Linked DNA regions of Mus musculus: regions 2, 3, 4, 5, 6 and 7 are each linked to region 1. A link is a loop called in an ENCODE intact Hi-C map of the cell type or tissue named here. Cell type or tissue: left cerebral cortex. All regions are shown on one strand.

What was found. Hi-C counts contacts between places; a loop is a spot of excess contacts. Peaks named below come from ENCODE experiments on the same cell type or tissue, not always from the same donor. Only the 100,000 strongest peaks of a DNase experiment are listed, where the experiment ranks them.
Region 2: a loop joins it to region 1, with 2.8 times the contacts of the local background. A loop is called at or near these places in 2 of 42 quality-filtered maps.
Region 3: a loop joins it to region 1, with 3 times the contacts of the local background. A loop is called at or near these places in 2 of 42 quality-filtered maps.
Region 4: it touches region 1 in a loop (2.5-fold over the local background); 6 of 42 quality-filtered maps call a loop at or near these places.
Region 5: it touches region 1 in a loop (3-fold over the local background); 4 of 42 quality-filtered maps call a loop at or near these places.
Region 6: a loop joins it to region 1, with 3 times the contacts of the local background. A loop is called at or near these places in 16 of 42 quality-filtered maps.
Region 7: it touches region 1 in a loop (2.5-fold over the local background); 6 of 42 quality-filtered maps call a loop at or near these places.

What each region holds. Positions count from the first base shown.
Region 1 is chr2:59,159,994-59,163,993 of GRCm38, forward strand. It overlaps Ccdc148 (coiled-coil domain containing 148), which reads right to left and starts at 690. Exons shown (of 15, transcript NM_001372501.1): 1 at 354-690. It overlaps Pkp4 (plakophilin 4), which reads left to right and starts at 857. Exons shown (of 22, transcript NM_026361.2): 1 at 857-1,135. In left cerebral cortex, a CTCF peak has its summit at 2,055; DNase peaks (open chromatin) are centred at 264, 720, 1,093, 1,644 and 3 more places; H3K4me3 peaks cover 4,000 bases; H3K27ac peaks cover 3,322 bases.
Region 2 is chr2:59,257,268-59,261,267 of GRCm38, forward strand. All of the region lies in intron 2 of Pkp4 (plakophilin 4), which reads left to right. Among named protein-coding and RNA genes, the nearest start is that of Pkp4, 98 kb to the left of the region's middle. In left cerebral cortex, no CTCF peak of the experiment used is centred here; a DNase peak (open chromatin) is centred at 1,846; H3K27ac peaks cover 1,116 bases.
Region 3 is chr2:59,347,092-59,351,091 of GRCm38, forward strand. It overlaps Pkp4 (plakophilin 4), which reads left to right. Exons shown (of 22, transcript NM_026361.2): 18 at 629-713; 19 at 833-950; 20 at 3,403-3,531. Among named protein-coding and RNA genes, the nearest start is that of 5330411J11Rik, 38 kb to the right of the region's middle. In left cerebral cortex, no CTCF peak of the experiment used is centred here; DNase peaks (open chromatin) are centred at 1,701, 2,225 and 2,529.
Region 4 is chr2:59,310,652-59,314,651 of GRCm38, forward strand. Pkp4 (plakophilin 4) reads left to right here. Exons shown (of 22, transcript NM_026361.2): 9 at 1,043-1,262. Among named protein-coding and RNA genes, the nearest start is that of 5330411J11Rik, 74 kb to the right of the region's middle. In left cerebral cortex, a CTCF peak has its summit at 1,849 (motif pointing left); no DNase peak of the experiment used is centred here.
Region 5 is chr2:58,828,457-58,832,456 of GRCm38, forward strand. It overlaps Ccdc148 (coiled-coil domain containing 148), which reads right to left. Exons shown (of 15, transcript NM_001372501.1): 13 at 1,294-1,411. Among named protein-coding and RNA genes, the nearest start is that of Upp2, 75 kb to the left of the region's middle. In left cerebral cortex, a CTCF peak has its summit at 1,998 (motif pointing right); a DNase peak (open chromatin) is centred at 2,065.
Region 6 is chr2:59,423,370-59,427,369 of GRCm38, forward strand. No RefSeq gene overlaps it. Among named protein-coding and RNA genes, the nearest start is that of Gm46743, 4.9 kb to the left of the region's middle. In left cerebral cortex, a CTCF peak has its summit at 1,578 (motif pointing left); DNase peaks (open chromatin) are centred at 1,559 and 2,870.
Region 7 is chr2:59,300,211-59,304,210 of GRCm38, forward strand. The region is part of intron 4 of Pkp4 (plakophilin 4); the gene reads left to right. Among named protein-coding and RNA genes, the nearest start is that of 5330411J11Rik, 84 kb to the right of the region's middle. In left cerebral cortex, a CTCF peak has its summit at 1,757; a DNase peak (open chromatin) is centred at 1,666.

The DNA.
Region 1 (4,000 bases):
TCTGGCACTTCTCCAGCCTCAGACAAACTGGGAAGAGCATGCACCTGCCAAGCTCAGCACAGAAAGCACATAGTCCAAGAGGGAGGGGCGGAGGAGAGATCAGACTTGCTGTTTTGGGAAGCAGAGAACTCATTCTGTTGCGGGCTGGTCCTTTAGTACAACCCCACTCAGTTTCCTTACCAAAATACCACGTGCAAGAAATCCTGTTTTCGTTGGGAGGGGTTATAGGCTGGAAGAACCAAAAATCAGAGGAAATGTAGACTCAGGGAAGGGGGAGTGGTTGGAGAAAGAATTCAAGTGACCCTGTGACGTCAGGAAGAAGCAGAGATTTAAGGAATGGAGTGGAAACTCACCGGGCTGCACAGATCTCAAAGGTCAAAATGCATATAGCCTCGCATGCTCCCCAGATGCAGGAAAAATGAAACGCCCACTCCTGAGCTTTCAATGTAAAGTAGAAGTCCGGGGGCTCAGTTGTTTCTGCCTTTGACGCTGGGGACAAGCCCTACCATGCAGAGTCTTGGCAATACTCAAAAGCAAGACCCGCCCGATTTCAGAGCCCTCTCCCGGGAATCCCCTAATACTCCTTCCCCCCACCCCCTCCCGCGCCGGAGGCTACAGACACCTTCATCTTCACTCCCCACCTTCTCCTGGCCCTCTAGCTCTTAACAGCATCGGTCTCCATGGCGACCTGAAACCGCAGCTCCCATTGGCTCGTTCAATATGAGGGCCGGGCCAATGGGGAGGGCCGGCCCTCTCCTTCCGCCCAATGGGGCGGGCGCGGAGCCTGTCTGGGGACGGCAGCGTGCTGACGTTCCCGGGTGCCGGGACTGGCCGGGCGGGCGGGCGGGCTGGCGGCGGGGCGGCGGCCTCTGAGCAGTCTAGAGGGCTCCGGGGCTGAGTGCGCGTGGACGCCGGCCGCGGCGGCGGCACTATGGGCACGGGGTAGAGGCGAGCTGCCGCCGCCACCGGGGTGGTGGGAGAGCCTCTTCGGGGGAGGGGGCGGGAGGGGAGGGAGGGGAGGGCAGCGGCGAGGCTGCCGCACTTCGGCCAGTTTGCTCCGGTGCCGCAGCGGCGACCCTTCGGCGTGGATGTCCCTGGTCCCTGGAGCGACGACGGCCTCCGCCTGAGCTGGAAAGTAAGTGCGCGGGGCTGGCGGGAGGGCTCGGGGCTCTGGGGTGCTAGCTGCCCAGAGCGCGTCGAGCCGGGACCTGGCGGCGGCCAGGCGCCCCCCGCGGCTCCCTGGCTCGGATCTCTCGGTCCCCGCCGCGTGCTCCGCCATCCCGCCCGCCTCTCCCCTCCCCCCGGCGGCGCACAACTTTGCCCCGCACAGCTCGGCGCGGCCGCTTTTCCTCCCGCACCGCGCCACCGCTTCTCGAACTTGAGCCCCGAGGCTCCCGCGCGCCGTCGTGCCCGGGACCGGCCGTCTGTGTGTCCGTCCCTCGCTCCACCGAAGCAACCGCCAGCCGTGCCTCCCACGCTCGCCCGGCGTGTCGCCCGGGCCCCCAGAGCAGCGCTGGTGCCCGTGACGACCGCCCGGAGGGTCCAGGGCTCCCAGCTTGCAGCTGCAAACCGCACGCTCCTCCCTAGCGGGCGCCCCAGCCTTAAGGCTCCAGGCTGCCCTCCCGCGCCGCACTGCCTCCTCGCGCTGCCAGGAGTTAGAGCGAGCAGCTGCACCCAACGGAGGGTCGTGGGTCCCTGTCCCCTCTTACTCCTTGGGAAACGAGAGGGCGAGCGGCGGGACCGGGTTTTGGCGGCATAGTGACTGAGTGCGACACCCGGCGAGCGCGGGCAGCGGAGGCGCCGCGGTTGCTCCGGGCGCCGCGATAGGCAGGTGTGTGCGTCCAACGGGCGACGCGCGCTGCCAGCTTGTAGGCTGGCGACAGATTGTGCTGGAATGCAAGGAATGCACCAGGGACAGAGTCCGCACGGGCCGCGGCCGCACTAGCGCCTTCCCGGCCCTGATCTCGCCGCGTAGCCAGAGGTCACGGCGCATCTTCAGAGCTGGTAAGCCTCGTTCACTCTCCTGCCTCCGCTTCTCTCCCTGCGGCAGAGGGCGGTGGAGAGGGAAGCGCGGTAGTTTTCTTGGGGCTCCAGCCTATGGTTCTGGATTTTTTGCTGCATTGGTCTCCAGGACCGTGAATTTAGGTGTCAGTGTACCCAAGGTTATTATTGATCGTTGCAGAAGGCTCTTGGCAAGTTTGCTTTTGCAAGATTTGGATAGTGCGTGGTTTTTTTTTTTTTTTTTTTTTTTAACCAGGGTTTTCTGAATACCAGCAGAGACAGGGCCGAATGTTCTTGAGTAAGCTTGCAGCCAACATCTTTTAGCTGTATCAGAAAATGTCTTTTAGTGCTCCAGGTCCGGGGTGTATTGCAAGAGATCTTGAATGCATCACTGCTGTCATGAGGATCGGAATATTTTCCATCGTCATACTGGGCTGTGTTTAGGCCTCGTATAATACATAATGAATAGTAACAGAGCAGCAGTGTTTGGCCAGCGATGGGACAGATAGAACTGTCTGGTACAGTTAAATTCGGGGCGTGTAAGTTACCACTGCAAGTAACCCGGGGACATCACAGTCATGTATATTTCAATATGTAATTTATTAGTGGAAAGCGCCATTTCTTTCTTTGTCACTCAGTTTAACTGAATAAAAAGCACAGTCCTACAACTTATAAAGATTGGTAAATATGTATAAAATTGGTAACGACTAGTATACATTTCCTTCCTTTCTTCCTTCCTTCCTTTCTTTCTTTCTTTCTTTCTTTCTTTCTTTCTTTCCTAAATTAATACAGAAAAGCAAAATTTTGACAGATGCTCTCCCAGAACCAGGGTTAGGTTTTTGCTTTTGAGAAAGTAGAAGAAATTGTCTCTTTTTAAATGGAGTATATCCCATGGAGCATTTCTGATACCTAAGAAACAGTTGTGGGAAATGGTATGGTGAAAGCAAGAACAATGTCTGGAGGAAGTGTTTCTGGCTGAAGGCATACGGTGTGTGCTTCCATTCCACAGTCTGCTTTGAAGGTTGCTGGCACTAGACAACCTTCTGCATTTGGTTATTTTCCCTCAGATTCAGGAAAATAAGCCAGTAGTTCAACCAGTCACCTGTCTTCTGACCCCTACTTTGCATGCATCAAGGGCATTGAAAAGTCTGCAGGCATTTTAGTTAAGACCCAAGGGAGAAGAAATGATAGGTTGTGTCTTCTGGCTTGCTACATTGTTTTTCAGGTATGCCTGTAGTCAGTGAACCTTCTAATTTAGAGGTTTAATTCCCCTACAGTAACAATGCAGAGGATTTGGGGAGTTTGTAAATGGCTACAGGAAACTTTTATTATGTAACGATACATTATAACAGTTTAACTCTTGGTTGTTTAATTTGACATGAAAATTAGAAAGTTAACTAGAAAGGGGAGGTCCGTTCTGCAGCACAGGCTTGAGGCTTACTTACCTAGCGTGCCTGAGGTCCCAAGCATTCCCTGTTCTTGCTCCCCAAAATGTAAACGGGAATTTATTTTCTCTGATTCACCAGAAAGGAAAGATTTTGTTCAGATATACAGAGTGCACGTGAGCATGATTGACTGAGCAGATAAGTCTCGCCTGCTTCAGGTAAGAGCAGACATTCAATTAGAAATACATCGTGTTTGTTAGTAAGACTTAGAGAGAAGGCTCATAATCTAGAACCATTGTGAATATAAAACTATCCTGACCAAAGGAAAGGTCCTCCTTACCGTCTTTTATTATGTAAGGAGAGGTGCTGCGGTTGGCAGCTGTATGCCATATGGAAGCTCCTGAGTTGGGAGGGATTGAGCATTCTGCTGGTTCTTACCTCTGGTTTTGGGTGGAGATAAGGTAGCAAGAAAATGATGGCAAGCCTGAAAGAAGGAAGCAGATGCTAGTGAGCCCGAGAGAAAGCCATACACATGGTTGCTGCATACAAGCTGCGTAAGCCAAGAGAATCCTGTACGTGGATCTGACATAACATAAGTTGAAAGAACTCTTTAC
Region 2 (4,000 bases), 97 kb after region 1:
AGTTCTACCAAATCACTACTGTATCGCAAGATAACGTCATCAGTTGTCAGGTAACACTGACCAAGTACTCACTCTTAGCCCATTTTCTCAGTGTTTATTTAACAACAGGACTCTCCAAATATAAAGAATTTTAACCATGCTGGGAAAACCTCAAGTAATAAAAGGTTTAAGTAGAATTATTTTTTTGCATACACACAGACACTTTTTATACAGCACATGTACACCTTTGCAGAGGGGAAGCTAAATGAAAATGAGAAGGCATTTTTGACAGCATCCCTATCCTGTTAAACCAGCTTTCAAAGGATGCAGAGCTGGCCTTAGAGAGGAGGCGATTGGATGGTTTAAAGACAGATAAATGTAATGGGCAGATGGGGGAACAGTAAACAGCACCTCTGAAACTGGGGACCACACCACCCTGCGCCTCTTAAAACTATGCACTCAATGGCAAGTCCACAAAGCCTCATCTGTGAGATTCCTGACAGCTGATGTGTTATGAGTTGATGAACTATCGGCATCTAAGGTCCAGCCCCACTTCTGTCTGTTTCTCTATGACTTCAGTTAAAAGCGGGACATAGTTTTATATATTTTTTTTGTCCAAACTGTTTTTTTTTTTTTAAAGAGATGAGTTTTAAATGTACCAGATGAGTTCTTGAGACTGAAAATCCAAGGACTGTTTGTAAATATGGACCACATAGGTTACAAACTATTAATTAGACTCATTGCAATGACCACTTCCAAGTAAAGCTGTTTGGGCAAACGGGTACACTGTATACAGTTTCCATGGTGAGATAATATTTTATCATTTTTATTTTTTGTTTCTTTTAAGGGGGTTGCTGGGTGGAGGGTGGATATGAACGGACAGGGCATGAGTGAGATTGGGGTGCATGATGCAATAATATTCACAAAGAATCCATAAAAAGTGTTAAAAACAAGGAAATTATATTTTACAGGATTTCTCAGTGCTTTTTGGTGGGGCATTACTTGAGATCCAGCCAGGAGCCTTCTGCCAGCTGGTGAACAGAATCATGAATTTAAAAATTGTGCCTACCTGAAGACCTACAAAGATAGAGCATTAATTACTCTAAATCATTCATCTTTTGAATATAGAAAAGATGGGGATACCTCCATGTAACATGTCATCAGAACAGGCATCTTGCCTGTTGCCTTGAATTTTACAAGTCTAATTAGGACCCAGGCTGTTAATGACTTCAGAGCCTGAGATGGTTCTGGATTGTTAAAAGCAGACATTGTAAAGCATCATTAGTGAAAAGCTAGCATAGGTCACAGAAGAAGGAAACGGACCAAGAAGCCCTGGGGCCACGGTGCTATGTCTTCAGATGAGAACAATTTCAGTATTAAATGAGGAGAACTATTAAGGAACACAACAAGAGAGAGCAGCAGGATCCTCAAGAGGCCAGAGGGCCTGGAATAGGGAGCCCTGGACAGGAGGGGGCCACTCTCTGGCCTGGAAGAAAATGGCATTGGCCGCGAATGTGAAACCAGGAAAGAGGGATTTCATTGGTCGCTGAGCAGCAGGGCCTGCTGCTCTTTCTTCTTCACTGTCAGCGCCACCGTCATAGTAACCATTACAGCTTCTCTGTGGTCAAGAGGCAGACAGCTAGACGTAAGCACACAGCGGTGTCGGTGACACTTGTGGGTGGATGGCCAGAAAAGCTCTTGCCTCAAAGCACACTGAACCTTGACACACAGATGGCAAGTGTATGTTCTTTACCAGTAGAGCATAGAGATGTAAGAGGGAGCATCATTTGCAGGTCTGCTGACTGGATGATTATATAACAAGCTGGTGGTGAGGAATACTATGAACACTTTATGCTAATAAGTAAGCCTATAAGGAGCCAAGAGAACACCCTCCCTTCTGGAAGACACCTCAGTGTCGGGTGTGGAGGAGTGCATAGTCTGTACAAGAGAGAGTTGTAGGAAAAAGAAGTATTTTTAGGGAAGAACTACATTGCAGTTAAAGCCTGGTAAGTATTCTTAGTAACCCAGAGGTGGGGAATATTCTGAGTAAAAGATGAACAGCTTTTTAGAAGAAGGTTTGTAAAGCAGAATAAGATTCCTTCCACAGGGCACAGTCGGGAAGGGTCAGGAGACGCAGCACTATGGCCGTCAGAGAGGATTTGATGGGGGGGGGTGGAGGGACACCCACAGGAGGTGAAATGTGCCCTGACTTTAGGACCAACACCAGAGTCTTTGAAGCGGAAAACCAGAATACAGCTATTTCTGCATGTCAGAGGAGATGGGAGTGGAGGATTCTAGTGCTGAATGCTTCAGGAGACACAGGAGGGCACGGTAACTGATACATACACAGTGGCACAGAATCCCTAGTGTTTCCGTTTCAGAAGGAAAAGAGAACTCAAACCTGGGAGCTTGGGCAAAGGTATAAACCTAAGGGGGAAGGGAACCAGGAGGAAAGAGATTTCAGGCTCATGAACTTGCAAGAATAGGTGGGTATATTTAAAAACAAAAAAAAAACTAGAAATCTCAGAAATAGAAACTATTTTCTTTAGGACAAACCCAGTGTATGTACTAACACCTAAGAGGGGCACTGATGATTTAATACTGAGGATTATTCATGGCAATGGCTCAGAAAAATAAAGAGAAAACATGGGGGATGGGAAAAAGTAACCACAGTGTATGCCCAGGATGTGAGGCCTTTTCTCGCCTGAATGGAGCAAACACACTGAATAAAGCCTTTACTCTGAATTGCTGAGCTAAGCCAAGAAGGAAGGATGGGTCTCAGGAATCAAGCCTGAAATGAGGTATCCTCACCTGAACAACAAAGCCAACATTCCCCTCCAGAGAGGTGGGGGCTGAGGCTTGAATCTGAGATGTCCCTACGTGTTCTTGCATTGAGGGCTTGGTTCCCCCGATGGATGCTATTTTGGGAGGTTCTGGAAGCTTGAGTTAAAACCTATCCTTGGGGGTACCCCATCCCTGACCCTTCTCCTGTCTCTTTTTCTCTGCTTTCTGGATCCCATGATATGAACTGTTGTGTTCTGCTGTGTCCAACACCCCCCCCCCCCATGATAGACTGACTGACGTCTGAAGCCCTGAGCTTGTCACTGTCTACTGTCTGTGTTTGAGGGTTACTCAACATGGAGAGTTCTGGTCTAAGTCTCAAGCTCTGCAGAACTCCAGTATTACAACAGGGCAGCGAGATGCCTGTGTCCCATAGAAGACAGAAGACAGGCCTGTGTGGCAGTTATAAGGAGAATTTTTTCCCCCAAGAGTTTGATACTTAGGAAATTCAAAAACCTAAATGTCTGGTAAACCTAGAAAGTATATGCTAGCTAGCTATATCAGAATGCAAACGAAAGTATAGGCAAGGCAGGTACCCTCAAAAGAGGAGGGGAGACCTAGCCAGTGCCATGCGTGTGGGCATTGAGACTCACCTCTACTGCCAGCTGAGGTGGAAGGCCAGCTGCTTTGAAAGATAATTCACAGTCATTATGAAATAAAATTGACGATGTATATATCTTTAAGTGTAAAAATTCCCTTCTGTATCTGCTCTGGAGAAGTCTGGCTCATATATACAAGAATTAATCAAGAATGTTTGTTTACAGAATGCTTATAATTGTTAAGCAATTAGAAACAATTCATAAGTCCATGATGAGAGCATAAATAAGTGTGCTATTACCATAAAATGGGATATTATTGATCGGTGAAAATTAATGAGCAAGAGCTACCCATACTAATACTGATATCTCAGAATCTTACGGCACTGAATGCAATCTGCAAACAAACTGTACAGTATGCTATTTACATAAATATAAATATAAAGAAGCAATAACATAAAATATTCCTGAGAGTAATATACATCAGAGCCAAGGTACTGATGTTTTCTACAAAGGGGTGAGAGGGAAAAGTGGGATCCAGAAAGAAACCAGGGTAAAATGTGTACAAGAAACCAGCACAAGACCAGTCAAGGTGGGGCTTGTGGAGAGAGTTGTCCGTGCAGAGATTTATCAGATCATTGCCT
Region 3 (4,000 bases), 190 kb after region 1:
TGGGAGGACCGTCCTGAGTTTGCTCTGGACTTGGGTGCGTGGGGATAACTATTAAACATCCAGTGAGTGTGTGTGTGTGTGTGTGTGTGTGTGTGTGCGCGCGTGCATGAGTGTGGTAGGTCAACAGGAGAGAGGTACAAGGCCAATACTCAAACTGGAAAAATATACCTGGGCGGTCAGTCAGCATTTAAATGGCTCATTTATAGAAGTGAAGGTTGACAGGTATCAGGGAGATTAGGACCCCAAAATAAACGCAGAAAGGAGCAGCCAGAACCCGGGAGCATGTGGTAACTTGGAATCCAAACGGAAGGAGATGACGAGAGTTAGGCTGGAGTCAGAAGCCCTGCTTACTCGGGTAGAACAAGCTTGAGGCCTGACCATCGGATACGACAGTCATACAGAGGCTGTGAATTGAAGAGGAGATGGGATGGGAGAAATCAGAGGTGTGAGTGGCTGCTTTCAGGGGCTTCTTGTGTGCTGCAAAGGTTAGAGGGCACTCTTGCCTTTCCCAGGATTCTGGTTCTGCCCACAGAATCTGGTAGCCTCCATCCTGCTCCTTTGGCTGCTGGTTTGCAGCCTGAGTCTCTCCATGCTACCTGTGTCTTCATTAAACCGCATCTCTCCCTAGATCCTCTCTGAAAGTGGTGAAGGCGGCAGCCCAGGTCTTGAATACATTATGGCAGTACCGGGACCTCCGGAGCATTTACAAAAAGGTAACAAACACCCAAGGGTAGCTGCGGCTCATGGCCTGATGAGCGATCCTCATAGCCCGAGTTCCTAATTGCAGTTAAGTGCTGGTTTTCATTTTGAGCTGTCTCTTTTAACTCCACAGGATGGGTGGAATCAGAACCATTTTATTACACCTGTGTCCACGCTAGAGCGAGACCGATTCAAATCACACCCTTCTCTGTCCACCACCAACCAACAGATGTCGCCCATCATTCAGTCAGGTCAGTGTGCGTTTGTATGACAAAAGATTGTATGTGCGCGCGCGCACACACACGCGAGCGCGCACACACACGCACACGCGCACACACACACACACACGCGCACACACACACGCACACGCGCACACACACACACACACACACGCGCGCACACACGCACACGCGCACACACACACACACACACACGAGCAGATTAAGCATGTCACTTCAGCTCTGCCCATCTATCTGAGAGCATGCTTTCAGAGTCGCACGCTGTTGTAAACAGCCACTATCTTTCATTTGGAAAGAAAAAACTGCTTACATCAGCTGCAGTGCATTAAAAAAAGAAAAGAAAAGCCTCCAGGGCCAGCCCCCACCTGAATGCTGCTTCCCCACATTGGGGAAGGGGCCCTGGCATTGTATCTGACCAGTTGGACCAGTAACCTGATGCAGAGTCCTGGGAGGTGGGGAGTCATTGAAGATGTACTGGCTGACTAGGAATGTCCTCTCTGCCAGCTTTGCATAAGTTTTAAGTCTCCTCCTAAGGAGCTGCTGCTGCTGCTTTGTGTGGAGTTTTGTTTGGTTTTGGTGTTGGTTTTTCCTTAGTTTTCTTGGTGAAACTTCTTAGGAACAGGCTTCTAGAACATAGGTCATTGGAGCTTTGCAGTGGCACCTCCCAGTCGCCTGGCTGCTTTGCAGACCCGCACCCCCACACCCTTACACCACCCAACCAGCCACCCTGATGTGGCCTTCTAGAAAGTTCCTTGGATGTTCAGCTGAGACGCTTGGCAACTGCTCCACCCACTCATTTGCAGAGCTCAGCCGAATGCTTCATGCTATGACTGCCGAGTCAAACAGTCCTGTAAACTTAATTCTTACCTGCATGAAGCAGGAAAAATGACGCTTCTTACTTTGATTTGGCTTAAATCCCACGTTCTGACACATATATTATCTGCTGTAGACAGCGGTGCAGTTTCTGACAGTCCTATTGCTCATGTGGACAAATGTGGACAAAAAGACTGATGCCCATGCCCAGGGGCTCCCGCCACGGAATTGGATGTCTGTGTTTGTGCTAGGAGTTAACCGCTGTCTGCTTTATTTGATGATTTCTTTTCTTTCTTTTTTTTTTTTTTAAAACCTTGTTTACACCTACTGTGTATAACAGATATATATGTCTTGGTTTAAAATTACGAGCTGTGTTATTCATCAAGAATTCTGCTTGGTTTTGCATACATCCTTTTATGAAAATATTCAGCATGCCCGTCAGGGGGAACAGGAGAGGTGGGTGGCTGCCAGCCATGGGCCTTCAGTGCAAGCACAGAGTCGTTTCAAACAGATCAGCACACAGCTACTGTGCAATGGATTTGCCACTGGGACCTCAAGCAGAAGTGCTGGTGGCCCCGCCCTGGTGCTAGGTAGCCCTCTGTGTTCCACTTAGAGGGAAGATGTGTGTCGCTCCTGTCTCCCAGCTGTCTAAGGGCCGACCCTCGTCACTTGGCACTGAGGAGGGATGTGCTTATAAGCATGTCCCCTGCCTCCTTAGTGTCTTCACAAAGGGAAGCTGCTGTCTTCTGTCCTGCCATCTTCCCAGAAGTGAGCTGGAAGTGACACAGACACACAGATACGCATGCTCAGCCCGCCCACCCAACAGCACAAGAAAAGAACTGCCCTGCCAGGGCCCTCAGAAGGCGTGGCTGTGCAAAGCAACAGGGCCAAGGCTGGAGAACCACTGCTTTCAAGTGAATTGGGTAAAGATATGGCCTCTGGTTATTATTATTACAGACCAGACTGTTAATGGGGAAAGAAACACCTCACATTACCTTCCTGGCCAAAGTTTTAAAAATAATAATAATAATTGTCCAAAAGGGGACCCAGGAGTAGATGGCTAGTCATGGCTAGTCATTATCAGCTGTGTGGCCCAGGCTAGCATCAGAAGTCACCGGGGACACCGGGTTCACATGATCTCCTGACAATAGATCACCGTAGAGAAGCATAAGTGTTATTTACTGGGCACTTCTAGACACACTAGACCAGGCCAGAAATTAAAACACACTATAAAACCTGCTACCAAACATCTGTACATAAACGATGGCAGATAGTTTATAAGCAGCTAAACTATGACCACAAAATAGAAATAACTCTTGCATGGCTCTTAAGTTACTCTAGATGGTTCCAAGGTGGGTCAAGTCCCTGGATCCCTGCTGCCTGCTGCCTGCCACCCCCTACCCTGGGCTTCTAGAGCTGGCTGCTTGCTACAGCTCGGCTGTGGGCCCAGGTGTCACCCTTGCTGGGATAGGAATGTAGGGTGTGTTCATGGTCCTGGGGTCTGGCTGCTCTTTGTCCTCAACACCTCTCAGAGCCGGTTTTACTGTGGCATTGCTAATAAATAGCCTTTGTTTTCCTGGAGCACTTTCCAGATTTGCTGACAATCTGATTTCTCTCTTTTCCCCTCTCCTTCCTTTGCCTCTCCCTTCAGTTGGCAGCACCTCTTCCTCACCAGCACTGTTAGGAATCAGAGAGCCTCGCTCTGAATACGATAGGACCCAGCCACCTATGCAGTATTACAATAGCCAAGGGGACACCACACATAAAGGCCTGTACCCTGGTAAGATGCCAGTTGGGTGTGTGATGTGATACCTGAAGGAGTCACCTCTCTGGGTGGCTCAGCCAGTGTCCTGGGAACAAGCCTATGCTTATGTCAGCTCGGTCGTAGCAGCAAACCACCCCATTCCTTCTCCGCTGCTGTCAGGATTGTTGCCCTCTCTGCTTGTCTTAAATAAATCGAGCTAATATAGTTATACGATGACCACAAATTAAAGAGAGGGCTTAGCTCTGGTGATCATTTCTGGCTGCCCCGGGTTCCAATCCCTTTGCTCTTGTCCCCCTTCTGCTCTGGCAAGAGTCCCTTGTACATCAGAAGTGAGGGTCCCATGTGGCTTCTCCTGAGTTACAAGTACTCTCCAGACTGGTTCAGCTCTAAGTTCACACTGACTGATAACAGTCTAGTCCCTTGGGGGAAAAGAGTTTGAGTGGATTGTAGAATATATCATATGATAGTCCTCAAGTGTGACTAC
Region 4 (4,000 bases), 150 kb after region 1:
ATGAGGGACTTGCTGTCGGTTAGCAGACCTGGAGGTGAAGACCACTCCACGTCACTCTTTTTCAGTGTGGGATTTCCTGTGAGAGACTCACACCAGGAGAGAGTGCAGTCAGAGTGTGTTTAATAAACAGGGTGCTGAGCCTCGCACCCAGTCCTCACCTTTTTTCTTACACCTCGGGTTCTGCTAGATCTGAAGCCAGAAACTGTACATTTGTGGTATCCATTGCCAGAGGTGCTGCAAGATGGCTTGAGAGGTCTCAAAGGTAGCTTCTAGCATTCAGGAAACCCTAAATCTTACAGTATGACCACTGAAGCCCGGTCAGCAGTGACAGCCCTCCCAGGCACGTCTCTAGAGGAGAGAAGACTGTATTGTTTCTTTACTAGAGATGGACAGTTCTGCCCACTGAAGGGTCTCAGTGAAGGGAGGTTCCTATGTTCTGACTATTGGCGGGAATTCCTCTAAGAGGACTGATTGCAGAAAGACTCCTGAGACCAGCAGTGAGAGATGCGCCTCCTTTCTTAGGAGAGAAGTATTCAGTGCAGCACACAGCTGCTTTGTACATCAGATCATTTAATAATTTCTGGAAAAAGCCATAGAATTTAAATCTATCTTTCTTGTGACATAGATTTTTTTTCCAATATTACCAAGATCCACAGATATAGAAGGAAAGAAACAGAACATTTAAAAGCTTGAAGGGTTATTTATAAATTTCAGCAAAAACCTTGTTTTTAATCACTAAATTAGAATTAAGAAATGATACCATTTTTTTTTCTGAGATTAATGTCTTGTAATTTTACTGAGATTTTAATTTCCTAAATCTTAATGTAGCCAAGCCCATAAGCAGACTCCTGGCTTCATTGGCTTTCTTTTCTGGGTGCCTCATTTAGTTCTTAAGCTAGGTTTATGAAATCCAAAAATAAACAGCCAATGCAATTGCCAAATGTTTAATCCTATTTAAAAGTAAAAATATATATATTGTATGTTTGAAAAGTGCGACTCTGTGAAGAACATACTAACCTTTCCCCAAACGTTGATTTTGCAGTAGGTATTGGAAATCTACAAAGGACATCCAGCCAGCGAAGCACCCTTACATACCAAAGAAATAACTATGCCCTGAACACAGCAGCTACCTATGCGGAGCCCTACAGGCCAGTTCAGTACCGAGTCCAAGAGTGCAGCTATAACAGGCTGCAGCACACAGGGCCAGCTGATGACGGTGCCACAAGATCCCCATCAATAGACAGCATTCAGAAGGACCCCAGGCAAGTACCAGAGGGACACCACGGCGCACACCATATCACACTAACTACTTCTACCTTTTTTGTCTTCTTAACCTGTCAACTCTGATAGGATCAGTAATTCCTTATCTCTGTTACTTCCACCCATGTAGGTCACTGAGGCTGACTTCATTTTTAAAGCTGATTGCTTCTTTCCGTACTTTAATTACAGCTTTGAAAACACACAGATCTGTGGGCATGTGTGTAGCATTCATCATGTAGGTATTTTACTCCAGCAGCTACCTGGGCAGGCCTGTGTGAGTTAGGAGACTGAGAAGGATCTCACACACACACACACACACATACACACACCCCTTTATATGGCTCAGAAAGTTCATATATTAATCCTAAATTTAAAAGATGAGTGTACATTTCCAATTGAGTTAGTCAGTGATAGGTAGAGCTTTTAGCAATGAGATCCTTTAAGAAGCTTTGCACCAGGCTAAAGAGATGGCTCAACGGTTAAGAGCACTGACTGCTCTTCTGAAGGGCCTGAGTTCAAATCCCAGCAACCACATGATGGCTCACAACTATCCATAATGAGATCTGATGCCCTCTTCTGGTGTGTCTGAAGACAGCTACAGTGTACTTACATATAATAAATAAATAAATCCTTTTAAAACAAAAAGAAGAAGTTTTGCACCATTTAGAAGAAGAGAACATACAAGAAATTCTTATCTCACAAACAAAAATTATTTGTCAGATAGTAAGTATGTATGTATTCTTGTTTTATTTTGTTTGGCCACCTAGCTGATACTTTACATGGTAACACAGCCACACAGCCACTTGGTACTTACTGAGTCTTGAAAACTGGCCTCCTTTTTAGTGAAAGCCATTTCAAACATTCAGAAAATATGTTTCAAAACTAAAAGAATCTTCGTTTCTGAAAGAACAGAATCATTACTAAGTTTTGAACAACTTTCGTGTTATTTTAAGGCATAGATTATTAGCAAGATTTCATTCACTCTCCACCCACAATTGTCTCACTGGGAAGTTGCTATAATCATCCATTTGAATCTAACAGCCTACCAACGTATTCTAATGACTGAGCTACACTCAGTGAGCTTCTCACCGCCGAGCGAGTCAAGGGGCTTCAGATGGTTGGGAGGCTGCTGGTGAACTGAAGCTGTGGCGTGACTTTGCCTCGGACCTAGGCATACAGTCTGGCTTTGTAGTCCTGGTTTCCCTCTTTGTGCTATCATAAGGGCTTTTCATTTTATAATAGAGTTTTTTATTGTTTATTATAGTACCTTATATATTATTGTCAGAAAAATTCTTAATTTTCCAAAATCTTCAGAATGACAAAATTCTGTGGTACCCAGCACATACAGAATTTCCCCCAAAGTACTCATGCATAATTCAGGGTAATTTGATACCCTAGCTACACCTGCAAGATAATAACAGCTGCCTGTGGGAACAGGGAGGAGTGATTTGAGTTCCTGTTGAAGATGTGCTCTGAAGGCCTCAGCTTTGACCTCTGGGTGAACTGATTCACTGAAAACAAAAGTTTCGTGGATGGTAATACACTCTGCTATTGTGCTATGGTAATGTCATAGTCTAGCACATGAACTGTTACGGCAAGCTCTGATTGCGTGCAGCTGCCGCTCAGTTCTGTTTGTAAGATGAGCAGAGGTCGTTCTACGGTGACAGGTATGTTTACTGTAGCTGACCCTGGAATCCCAATGAATGAAGACTGAGTATTCAAATCAGCATCAGAGGCTTATGACAACTGCTATTCCTCAGCTGTGAAAATAACAATGGTAGTGCTTTCATTAGCCTCAACGTTACTGTCTTTACTACATAATTAGCCCGACACGTTCGTTCTCTGTGACTGGGAGTTGTTGATGTTTACCGTGTAAAGGGAGTCTGTACGAATTTTGTTTTTAGGTCTGGTGGGTGTTGTTTGTTTTTCATTGTTGCGGTGGATTTTAGTCTTTTAGAGACAGGCTTTTGCTGTGTAGCTCGGGCTGGCTGGGGTCTCTCTCACATCTTCATGCTAGAATTGCAGATTCATGCCTCCAGGCCCAGCTGTGACTTAAAAGCAAAAAAACCAAAGGGTCTCAGCTTGGAAATTAAGGTTATCAGTTATATGAATAGTTTCTCTGCACAGACTCGGGAGAGAGCATCCCGTGTGGAAGGTGGCGCCCCTTCATGCTGGCCTCCTCCAGCTGGCCCTTGAACACCCAGAATCTAGTGTTATTACTGAAAAATGGTCATTATGGAAGAAATAAAAGCAGATATTTTAAAATATTCACCCTTCCCACATACCCAGGCCTCCATCTTGTCTCACCTCCAGCAGCCTGAAGAATTTGGTTTGAGTTCTTTTAGCCTCAGTTTATCTTAAATGGTTTTGTCTTGATTTTCAGGATATTTTTTGCTACATATAAAATTCAGGATTTACAAGTGTGAATTTTTTTTTTCTTTCAGTACTTTAAAAGGTGTTATTCATTGTCTTCAGACATCTGTTGTTTTTTGGTGAGAAATAACACATTATTGTACTCTTCTCATTCTGTCATCCTTGCTCTCTCTCGGCTGCCTTTGTTCCCCTCCGCTCTCAGCAGTTCTGCTACGAGGAGCTTAAGTGTGGGGCTCTGCATCTGACCGGATCGGGAATCTGAGAGTCTTTGAATGTACATTGATGGATTTGCCAAAATTAGAAAATAAAAATCAGCTTTTATTTCTTTAAATTCTTTACTGTCCTACACCCCCTCTTCTCCTTCTGA
Region 5 (4,000 bases), 330 kb before region 1:
CTGTGCTGAGAGCGGAGGATGCCTTCTTTCCAAGGACTATTGGGTAGAAGGAGTTCTAATCACGTGGATTCTGTAGCAACCAGTTACATTCGAAACAAGAATGTCTTCAGGGATTGTGACATTAAGTCTGCCTCCAGAAAGTCAGAGTGTGTCATTATTTGCTAATGACTGAATAATTGGATTTTTTTCAGATATGGAATAAACAGACTTTATATTCTTATGCTTCCAATTCACCTCTACAGCCTATTTTATCGAAGAGGAGGAGGATGTGAAAGCTCTCATAGGAGTCCTATTGGGCACTTACTAGCTCTGGGACTCTGGAAAAGGCAACTGACCTCTTGGTTTCTGCTTTTACAACACGGGGGTGTTAATAATACTCACTTCAAAGGGATACTGAGGAAGCAAGCCAAGTTTTACCTGAGAGTATTGGAATAGGGCTTTGCACTTAGTAAGCACTCACAAATTTGAACTCCAGTTACCGCAAACCTATGGGTCAGGGACTGGCTTTAGTATTCCCATTTTCCAGATGAGGAAATAGAGCCAAGGCAGGTTCAGTAAATGACTCAAGTTTTCTCTAGCAGTGAATGCTTAGCCAGCTGTTCCAGTGTTGAAGGACAATCAAGGCCAGGGCTTGTACAACCTCTACTCACTCAGAAAGGGGACTACACAGCCACTTCCCATTGGTTAGGCTGTGTGGTTATCAGTTGAACAAATCTCTGGGGGGGTCAAAGTTTAGAAAAATTACCAGAGGGACTATCCCATTTCTCAGTTTCTTAAGAAAATTTGCCATGCACTGTCTACTTTTATCTACTTTGCCTCCTTTCCTTAGGCAAGGCCATGGGAGGCTGTTAATGCTATACAAAGGGGGTATTTGTAAAGTGATGCCTAAGAGGGCTTGTTGACTGTGGGATTTTTCCAAGCAAAGGTTCCCACTTGAGAGTGGATTATCTTGCTCTACCACATTTTTGAGGACAGGGAAGTCCTTTGACTGGAAACAAGAGTTTCACTGATGCAAACAGATACTGTTTGGATAATGAACTGGAGGGGATATGGACACACTTAATCTGGGGAGAGAGCTTTTTAAATGCTGCTGATAAACGTCTTTAAATATATCAAGAAACTGGACCGGGTTCAACATAAACCTCACTGGCTCCTGGGAATGAAAACCATGTCCTCGTTTGGAAAAGTTACGTTTTGTATAGCAGATATCATGATCTAAGTCTCAGTAATAATATCATTAGCACACTTAGAAACATTTAAAAAAACAAATGAAAATTTCCAAATTGAAAACACCTGCTTTCGTAGGGCTTCCAGCCGCCTTTCTCTCTCTTCTTCTTCCTGGACTTCTTGAAGGGCCAATTTTTTTCTCTCCATCAAACGCTTCTCCAACAATTCTTGTCTATATTTAACCCTTTTGAAAAGAGACGACACAGGACAGGTAGATGGGCCATAATTCACACACACACACACACACACACACACACACACACACACACACACACACAGAGTACTGTGACAAGAGTGCACCAGGAGCCATCTCAGAGGGGATGCCACTCCACCATTTGATTTTACTTGGTTTGATTTCTTAATCCAAACAATAAGAGGCCATTTACAGTGATTCCAGTAACCAGTGAGATACAGGAAAACCTGGTTAAAACCCAGCTGAGCTCAGACTTCTCTACCACCATTTTAAACCCTGACCCTGTTGGCTAGCTGCCCTAGCTACAGCGGAGGTGCCCTGAGCAATAATCACACTGTCCTGAGTTATGACACAGCCTTCTGATGACAAGTTTGAACACAGCTTGAGGAGTTATAAAGATTGAATTCCTGACTAAATGCACATACTTTCAGAAAGTGTGGTTAAAAAAAATTACTGTAATAACGTGCTTAAATTATTTAGGTGACTAGAACTTAAACTATGCTTCGTATATAGTGTCTCTCCATGAGGTGGGCTTATTGACATGTTAGAAAACTTTACAAATTGCACTCTGACATCTGTAGATGGCAGCAAAAACATGACTTTCCCTTTCGGCAATAGTTCCCCATCTCCTTTCAAATCATCAGATATTAAAACAGGGTGCATTAAAACATGGCTCCGTGTATGAGCTCACCTAGCCCTCTCTGTTGGCATTCCTTCTACGCTCCACCCAACAGTTACCTAGCAACAGCCAGGCTGGCTAAAAAAGGGACTGTTTGGCCTCTCTGACTCTCTCAGACTCTCTGACACTCTTCTCTCCCTAACCTCTTTCTCTCTCCCAGTCCTCGAAGTATTCCTGTCCTCCTCCTCTCCCTCCTCCTCCTCCTCTTCCTCCTCCCCCTCTTCCTCTCCCTCCTCCTCTTCCTCTTCCCCCTCCTCTTCCTCTTCCCCCTCCTCCTCCCCCTCCCCCTCCTCCTCTTCCTCCCCTCTCCCATCCTCCTCCTCCTCCTCCCCCCCTCTCTTTCTGTCTTTCTCTGTCCCTTCTCTTTCTCTTCCTCTACTCCCTTCTCAACTCCCTTTCCCATGCCCACAAACAATCTCTGTTCTATACTATACTCTTCGCATGGTTGGGCTGGTACCTCAGCATGGGCCATTGAGGCACCCCCTCCCACCACACCATACCTCGCTCTATAAAAACATATTCTTGATTTTATAAAACATATCATCACTCTCTGCTGCCCGTAAAATCGAGTAGCCTTGATTACAGCTGTATTCCTGTCAAAGTGATTCTATTGACTTTGGGAGAGGAGATCCACCATTTCCAAAAAACAGGCACCTGAGTTCTTAGGACGATGGAAGCCATGCTGGCCTGCTTTGGGCAACAGCTTGGATTTAATTTGCTTTGTCACATTAGTCGCAGATGCCCTTTGCCCTTAGTATACGCTGCAGTATTCTCTACGGCGGTGTCTTTGCTGGCCCTTCCACGCTGGAGATTCCATATATGCTGAGTGCTCAGGAGACAAAGGTCTTGTACTAAGTGCTTTACAATTGCTTCTTTTAACACTTCACAACAATCATACGCCGAGGGTATAATTTTGTATATATAATTTTGTCTTCTACAGGTACAGAAATGGAGGCACGGACAAATGGTGTAATTTGTCAGAAGTCCCACGCTCATTAAGTAGCAGAGCAGAAGTGTAACCCAGAAAGACTCTCCTCAGCAGCGAAGCTTAGCCTCCACCATCCCACCCCCTGCAATTAACCTCTGTGCGGTCCTTCTCCCTAGATCTCTTCTCCTACATCAAGTGTCCCTAAACACCTACTGCACTAGGCAGCGTGGGCATGCTGAGGATACAAGAGTCTTCCTTAGAAGTTTATAACTTAACATGGAAACAAGACATGCCTGAGAACCAAACAAGGTTCTCAGACTTGGCAGGAAGGTACACATATGGTCCCCTGGTGTTGCAGAAAAGTGAGGTAGCCACTTGTTAGATTGTTGAGGTTCATAAGAAGAGCCTCACAGAGGAGGGACATTTGAGCCGTGTCCGTCTGGCCATCTGTAGGATGAGGATTTTGGAGACGCTAGGAGTGGTGAGAGCAGAGAGGAGGAGACAGTAAGGGTGGGGCGGGGACCTGAGGATGGGCATCTTTCTGGTCTTATCCTAGTCACAGACAGCATGGAACCCAGGAAGGAAATGGGAAATGGCGGCAGAGCGATGCAGGGAAGCTGTGGTGGGCTGAGCCTGGCGGTCATTTCGTTTCCTCAGCTGCGCTTTTGGGAGGGGTGTTCTCGAAATTCTGCTTGCTCACGAACTGGCAATAAAGGAGGAGCACAGGCCGAAGAAGGAAGGAAAGCTCGAGAAATAGGCAGGTTACTGTGGGATCTGCGAAGGGCAAACCTAGCCTTCCTTGAAGGTCACGGTCGTAACTGCCATTCTCTCCGGTGTCAGGAGCCAGCATGTAGACTCAAGGGCTGCAGACCAGTGTGCTCCCTGTCTCTCCTGCCTCCGTGCGGGGAGCTGCAGTTCCCATTCCCTCCAGTTCCACTAAGGCGTGACGTGGCACAACCTCCCTAATGAGGCT
Region 6 (4,000 bases), 260 kb after region 1:
AAGGTCGGAGTGGAATCCTGTCCTGGAATGACCATGGCTGGGAAGCAGCAGGGTGTGTGGAGAAAGAAATGAACCTGCTGTGGAGGTAGGCAGCAAGTCCCAAGTCCTCACCTCTCAGAAGGGAGAGAAATAATAGGGTCTGGGAAAATCCTTAGCCTTGCCTTGGCCACACCCTTGGAGGAACTCTCAGTGACAGAGAGGTCCCCAAAGGCAGAAGATAGGAGAGAATACCATATATCCCATGAATCAGAAAGGAGGCCCCATACATTTGAAGGCTACAGTTAAGAGAGTGCACTTCTATATTACTGTAAATTCTATCCCCATACTTGCCAGCACTCCCAGAGAACCATTCAGTTATGAACATCCTCACAATGCTTTTGTACTCTAGGGCCATCAACAACTCTCTGAGGAGCACAGCTCTTCTGAGTCTCGTCTCTTATTAATTTGCTATGAATCGACAGCTGCATAAGTGGACTCATGGCATGGTCCATGAGTACCCACAATGCCACAGCGCTGTCCAGTAGAGTGTTCTGCAATGATAGCAACCATTGTGCCGCCCACGTGGTAGCCACTGCACGCTGGGGCTATTACGTCCTCCATATGTGACAAATAAGACTTAGAAGTTAACTTGTTGATCTTAATTATCTTTCATTGTAATTCGAATAGCCTCGAAAAGTCAGGCAGGCATGACTGCTGAACCGTCTTCCTGTAAACTTCATCTTCTTGAGGCCTGAGGCACAAGTTTCTACAACCTTTACCTCACCACATGCTACGTCAAGCATGAGTCCTTGGAGGGCCTCTGTAAATGTGTCTGACCAACCCAACCCGCTGGCTCTGTTTGCCCAGCTTCCTGAACAGTGGAAGAGAGTTGAGAGCTCAGGCAGTGGTATGGTATCGTGGAAAACCATGGGGTTGACCTGGGTACAGACTGAGAGTGAGCCCCACTTTCTCTCTTCTCATAGCAGTGGCTTGCTGCACCGTTGTCTAGACCACAGTGGAGGCTGTCCCTGCTTGGGTCTGCAGCCATGTGTCAGCTGTTTGCATAAGTAAACATGGCCCTGGCAGGCAGAGAAGTTATCCAGCCTTGCTGTCCTGGATTGCAGGTCTGAGCCACAGCTCCATCCTGCCCCTGGCTTTCTTGTGGCTCTTACTGAGGCTAAACACCCCAGTAAGAAAAGCCCACTGTTTCCAGGCCTCAAGACTTGAAATCAGTCTTTCCTCCCAGCTAACAGAGTTGTCCCTTCTCTCATGATGCTTAGCTAGTGCTCAATGGCCTTCACCTTTGACTTATAGCAACCTATAGCCTGGGTGGATGACACCCTTTCTGAGAGATTTTCTGTATCCTTGGCCTCTTTGCTGGTAGAGGGCTACAGGACTTCCTTCCTCTACCACTGCCCTCAAGATGATCAAAGCTGCCATCTTTGAAACTATCCAGAAGGGTACATGGGTGGGGGTATCGCTTGGCTGGAGTAGGGAGAGCATGTTATAAAACCCCTGCATCTGGAGTGAGCCTTGAGGCTCCAATTACAGACGAAGCCCTGCCTCCTCGGGTATTTATCACGGTCTGTGCACCATCTAGAGGCCTCTGTCTGAAACTTGCTCCATGGTCAACTCATCTATCCTAGGGGAAGACTGAACTCAGACAACTGGTGTTTTCAGAGTATGCTTGGTTTTGTCCCTGTTTCTAGAATTGTGGCGCTGTGATCCCACACACCCCTCTAAGCACTCCTGTATGTGTGTGTGTGTGTGTGTATGTGGGGGGGGGGTTACATCCACACCTGGCTTTTCCAGTCTGTTCCAGCCCTGCTAAAGCAAAAGACCTCTTCTAATGTCTTCTCAGCAAGGGAGCTACTTAAGGTGATAAAGTAGGACATCCTAGTGCCCGTGCCACCTCCCCCAACCCCCATACACACACACACACACACACACACACACACACACACACACACACACACACCCCAAGATGGGCCAGAGCAGGAGCTGTTCACCCCACGGCTGAGCAGCACTTCCACCTAGCCCATTAGCTGCTCCCCCAGGACCATGGCTCTGCTACACAACTCACATTAGGAGCTGCCCACAGTGGGTGATGCTGTCTCAGGATAGCCAACACTAAACCCTCTAACATGCCTACATGTCCCTTGGTCTGCTTTCTGGGGGGGGGGGGTAAAGAAAATGCAATGCAAATTTTCCGATTTGACCATCTCTTGATGCACAGTTTAAAGGAATTCAGTATATTCTCAATGCTGTGCAGCATCATGGATCATTCATCATTCATAGGCTTTTCACTTAACTTCAAACAAAAGTTCTACCCCATGAACACCAATTCCCTGTGTCACCCTCCCGGGTCCCTGGGTACCTCTGCTCTACTTCCTGTCTCTATGAACTTGCCTATTCCAGTTATCGCACACAAGCAAAATCATGTTTGCTAGCCTTCTATGTCCGATTTAGCCAAATAATTTTAGTTGTGGCCAACTGACTTCCACATTATAGGCCTGACTTCCTTCTTCACATTCTCTGTAAACAAAATGGGAGAGAGGAGAACACTTGAGTTTAACCTTGACTGTACCCTTCATTGACTATCCTCTCTGACTGGGTGTGACTCTAGAAACAGATTCATCATGCCAAGAAATCTCCGGGCTCAAGTGTCTCAAAATATCGAAGAGTCCATTGTTTGGAGTTTAGAAAAATCAGGTCACAACCAGTACTTCCTGGCCAGGCTTGTCAGAGAAGGCCATCAGTGTGTGTCATAGACTAAATATAAAACACCCCCAAAGGCTCATGTTTTGAATGTTTGGTTTCCATCTGGTCGCGGTATTTTGGGAGATTGTGGAGGGGACAGGTACCTTAGTGGGTACATACCACTAGAAACTTCTGGTCTCACTCTCTGCTCCTGTCCTGCCTAGATATAACTGAGTTTCTCCACCCCACTCCACCCTATCCAAACCACAACGGACTGAACCATCTGAAATCATAAGCCCCAATAAAGCTCCTACCCTTCAAGACGCTATTCTTAGTTATTGGTCACAGCAGTGAAAAGGTACCTAACACGCTGTGAAAGATGACAGAGGGTTACTGCTGCACAAGTGTCGGTGAGGAGAGGCTCTGGCTGTGGAGGTTTGAGCCTGGACAGGCCACGGGAGGCTCAGAGGGTCAGATCACATTGTGGTGTGGTTGCAGCCATGCACTGGTAGGAGGTTGCTCCAGTGGGTTGTTGGCTGCTGAGAGACTGGGAGAGTCTTTGCCTGCTGGTGCCTGGTCAAATTACGCATCCAGGGCTGGAGAGATGGCTCAGTAGTTAAGGGCGCTGACCCCTCTTCCAGAGGTCCTGAGTTCAATTCTCAGCAACCACATGAGGATTCACAGCCATTTATAATGGGACTGATGCCCTCTTCTGGTGTGTATGAAGACAGTGACAGTGTTCTCATATACATACATACATACATACACACACACACACACACACACACACACACACACACACACATACATACATATCCATCCAATGACACACTTGCAGCATTAGCAAAATAAGGAATTTCACCTTGTCCTTTACATCAAAAGTGTACATTTCCTCATTTCCAGACAATGACAGTCCAGTCCATGGATTTCTTTGAATTTATGATTACTAAAACTTCAGGTTTTTTTAATTCACATTTTTATACAACATAACAAAAAAGTTCAAAATAACAGTGTGAACAGGGCTTGGGAGAGACTTCTGAGGGAAAACAGGGGTAAATTGATACCACAAAGGTGTTTTTAGATTATTCTGGATAATTCTGGCCAAAGAATGCAAACATAGTTGCATGTTTCTCAGATTCCCTTGGAGGCTGAAGGACCTAAACTGGAAATGCAATTGGTAGGCGTCAGACTATTTTGAAGTTTTCACCTAAAATTATTTTGATCCAGCCTGAGACTCTGTTACATGTGATTGCCTGCAATATGTCGTAAGACCCGCACAGGGCGGGAAGCCCTGGGAAAGCGAGTTAGTTCTTCCTCCGTG
Region 7 (4,000 bases), 140 kb after region 1:
CCTAAGGGTGCTGGAAGCCAGAACAGGACCTCAGTGAGAGCAGCCACTCCTCATAATAACTGAGGCATCTCTTCAGCCTCTTCATATTCTCATTTCTATATTTGATAGCATTTTTCTCTATAAGAAATAAAATATGTCTGCAAAAAATATTTGAGAGTGACTTCAAGTGCTTGGCTGTATTTCCCCATAGGTTAGTAACTTTTCCACTGTTATGAATCCTTTAACTTTTGTGGGGATAATCTTATCTGCTTTTTTACAGCCAACCTGTCCTCAAACTTGTGATCCTCCTGCCTCAGATTCCCAAGTGCTTAGATTACAGATCTGCATTGCCACAAATAGCTCCTTAATTTTTCATTCACCTTTCCCAATGTGAATCCAAGACCTAAAGCCAATTTAGAATACCTAGCTGTTAAACTTTGTATCTGCTCCATTCATTTCTTGCTTTTTATTTCTTCTTGCCTTTGCTGGCTTCCGTTTATAGTCACAAAGCATGCGTTCTTCCAGGAGGCATGACACCTGTGCTTTAATTTCTGCACACACTAAAAATAGCTAATAAACACTCATTTTGTCGTGGTTATTTATGGAAGCAAAAATCCCTATTTTTTCCCCTGAAATTGTTTTAATAGTTTCATGCTCTAGGATTATTGTTATTAATTCAGGAGTTTAAAGTATCTATCATGCGGCATCTCTTTGGTGTTAGGTAGAACTAAAATTTGGGCTGGAGGTGGGTGGAGTGTCACTGTAGAAATCAAAGTATCATTGTATCAATGTCCAGACAGAAAGTTGCTTTGGCCACAAAAATGGGACATAGACAGGCAAGCTTTTAGAGTGAACTTCAGAGCATACTTAGTGTTCTTCAGAGCAGATTAAAATGAACTTGGTAGTACATCAATGGTAGTTTATCAGTGGTTTTCTATATTCCAGGGTTTTTCATGTAACATTTTCTAGATGAGCAAAATTTCAGAGCTATCATGAATATTTAAGAGCTGATATAAATATTCATTAGCACTTAAACAAAGTCAAGAGAACCAAGCTAGAAATAATTTCAAGAAACATGGACTTCAGCTCTTTTTCTCAAGTCTTAAAAGTTCAGCCTTGAAAGGGATTATATGTACACCGTAACTTTTAGTTGTGTCAGTAAATTCATTTGTATCTTTAATATTATTAAAATATGGGTTGGCCTCTGTTCCATGTGCCAGAGAACACTTCCATGTTTGTTTATATCATCACCCTATTTCAAACTTTGACTCCAAAATTATTTTCAATGATCTTCTTCCCTCTGTTTGTGGTCATCTCCTATAGGGAGGGATACACATTGTACCACGAAGTGCTAAGTAGGAGAAATCATTTTGGTACCAGGTCCTCTTCCAGAATTTATCCTGTAACTTTGCTCCTGAGCATAGGAGGCCGGAACACTTCTGCACTTGGGGAAAGTCAACTCCTGCATCTGCGATAGATTTGGGAGTGAGAGCTTCAGGGTTCATTGGAAAGGTTGCCATATTCCTATGCTCATGGGCCACTGATTCTAAATGAACTGTTAGAAACTCCATCTCCTAAACCCCATAGCAACGTGGAAGACAGGGAAACTGGCGAGGAGAACCCCGCCCGAGGTTCCAGCGTCCTGGGTTGTGAAAAACTCGTTACAGTGCTGTATATGCCAAAACCTCCCCTGAGCTCTCGGTTCCGGTTTCCATGGTGATTTACACAGTACCGACCTCCCTCGCCTCACAGAATCTAACAGCATGACTTGTGGCCTAACAAAGCAGAGCCATTTTAATGACTTCGGATTCTTTAGTGAAGACTTTCTATAAGCAAACATTCTACACGTTATTCATTTGGAAGTATGTATTGTGAAAAAGATAAAATAACCCATTTGTATTGCATCTTTAACTAGAACTTCCTGGTGTGTCAGTTTTTCATAGCCCTACAGAATTATTATCCTTGAACCCACTAATATTTTTCATAGATACAATCTTCTGGGTTTTTTTAAATTGAGCATCTTTTTTTTTTTTTTAGAGCACTCAGATGAAGTGTGACAGGCAGGGCAGACCATGGTTCCAGTAATCTCCCATTCTGAGGCTCAAATGGAGATTTCATTGTGCCTTAAAGAAAGTTCAGGTTCTATTCTTAGATACACACTTTCTTAGATGCTAACCAGTGTGTGAAAATGACATATTTCTGGGGTCAGAGAAACATGTCTGTGATGTCTTTTCAGTAATATGTTCTTCAGAATGCTACTCAAAATACCACGCACATAGTTTCTCACTGAAATGTTTTGACTTTTTTTTTTTTGTCCTGACCAAATAAAATCACAGCATGCCAACTGTATCGTTTTAGATCACAGCACTGGTCAGGAGACAGTGCACCCTGCGCTCTATGCCTCGGGCTTCTCTGAACTGGAGTAGCTCCTTCTTTCATTCAAATAAGCTCTGTTGCCAAGGACAGCTTCAAGGCCGAGTGATAAGTAATGTACAGTTGATGAGTACACCACTCACTGGTCTATAGTCAGGAACTCTTTGCCAGCTGATTGGGAAACGGGTGTTCTGGCTACCCTGTGCATTGTGGTTGCCTGTGCATGCATTTGTGTATCTATAGACATTTTATAAATTAATAAATGTTCAAAGGAACACAAAAACAACAGCGAAACTATTTTTGAAAGCCACTTACCTTTCTTGCTGTGAAACAGAGGACATGTCAGCACCTGTTGTCGTAACAGATGCTCACTGATGCTCCGCAGGAAGAAGATGATGGAGGAGATCATGCACAGTATAAAGGTGGATTGACTTATATCGTGCATACTAAACCGAGCTCTTCATCAAGTTGTCACAACTCTACCTGCCATATTGGCTTAGAGATGGGACATAAAACCCCTTTCCTCTCTACACCCAGCTACTGAACTCTCCTTGCAGGGCAGTGTGGTATTTTAGCACTCCAGATAGTTTACAGGTCCCCTCTGCTGCACTCTGGTTCTCAGGGCACGGAATTGAGAACCAGAAGAAACAGTCAGGTGATTAGACTTCAAGGTCACATAGCTAATGTTGCTTTTAGGGTAATATTGTTTATTTGCTTTTCTGTTTGTAAAGATACTAATTAAGTGTCAGGGGGCAGTGTATGAAGCGCTTTGCCTATCTTCCCAGTATTCTCTGCTGGGTGAATGCCCCCTGCAGCTCCTCTGGCTCTTCTGGTTCCCTGTGACTCTTCTGGCCAGCGTACTCTCTGTGTGCTAACGAAGGCTTAACAGACTCCTCCAGGAATTGCTATATAACGTATGCAGAGCTCTAGAAACTCCTAGTAGAGGATTTCAAATGAAGCAGGTCATTTCACTGTTACCTGACTGGCAGTGACTCAGATAATGTTCTACCAGAGAAGACACACACAACTGAAATCTCACATTAAAATTCCAGACGTGAGAATTCAGAGCTGTCACAGAATTCTACCACCTAGAAATGTACTGTCAAATGATGGATCAGAAGACAGGTTGTTAGGAACTCCTGTGAGGAATGTCAGCTTCTCTTCCCGCAGCTAGAGTCTGACATCACCTTCCAGGCTTAGGATGCACTAGGATCCGCACGCAGCTCGCGCTCTCTCACAACTCACATGGGCCTCCAGACCGGCTCACCTAGTTAGTGTCACCTGAAAGCGTCACTCGGCTTTTCATTGCTCAGCCTTATTGAATACATAAATTAAAACCACGTATGTATACTCACACACTATAGCCAGTAATGGAAAGCTGCTAGTGCTACTCGAAATGTTTGCTCAGCAAATATTTATTGAACACCCATTGAATACAAGGTACCACATGAGGCACTAGGGATGTAACAGCACAAATGAGACAGAAGTCTGCATCGTGGGTTTTCATGCTTTAACAGGCAGAGACCGTGTGATTACTCCTAATGAAGTATATCACAAACCCCTACGACAGGACAGAAAGTTGGGAAGAAACCCTAGTGAAGACATTGAAATCTTTACAGTTGTGTTTTGAGCCCAGAATGTGACTCAG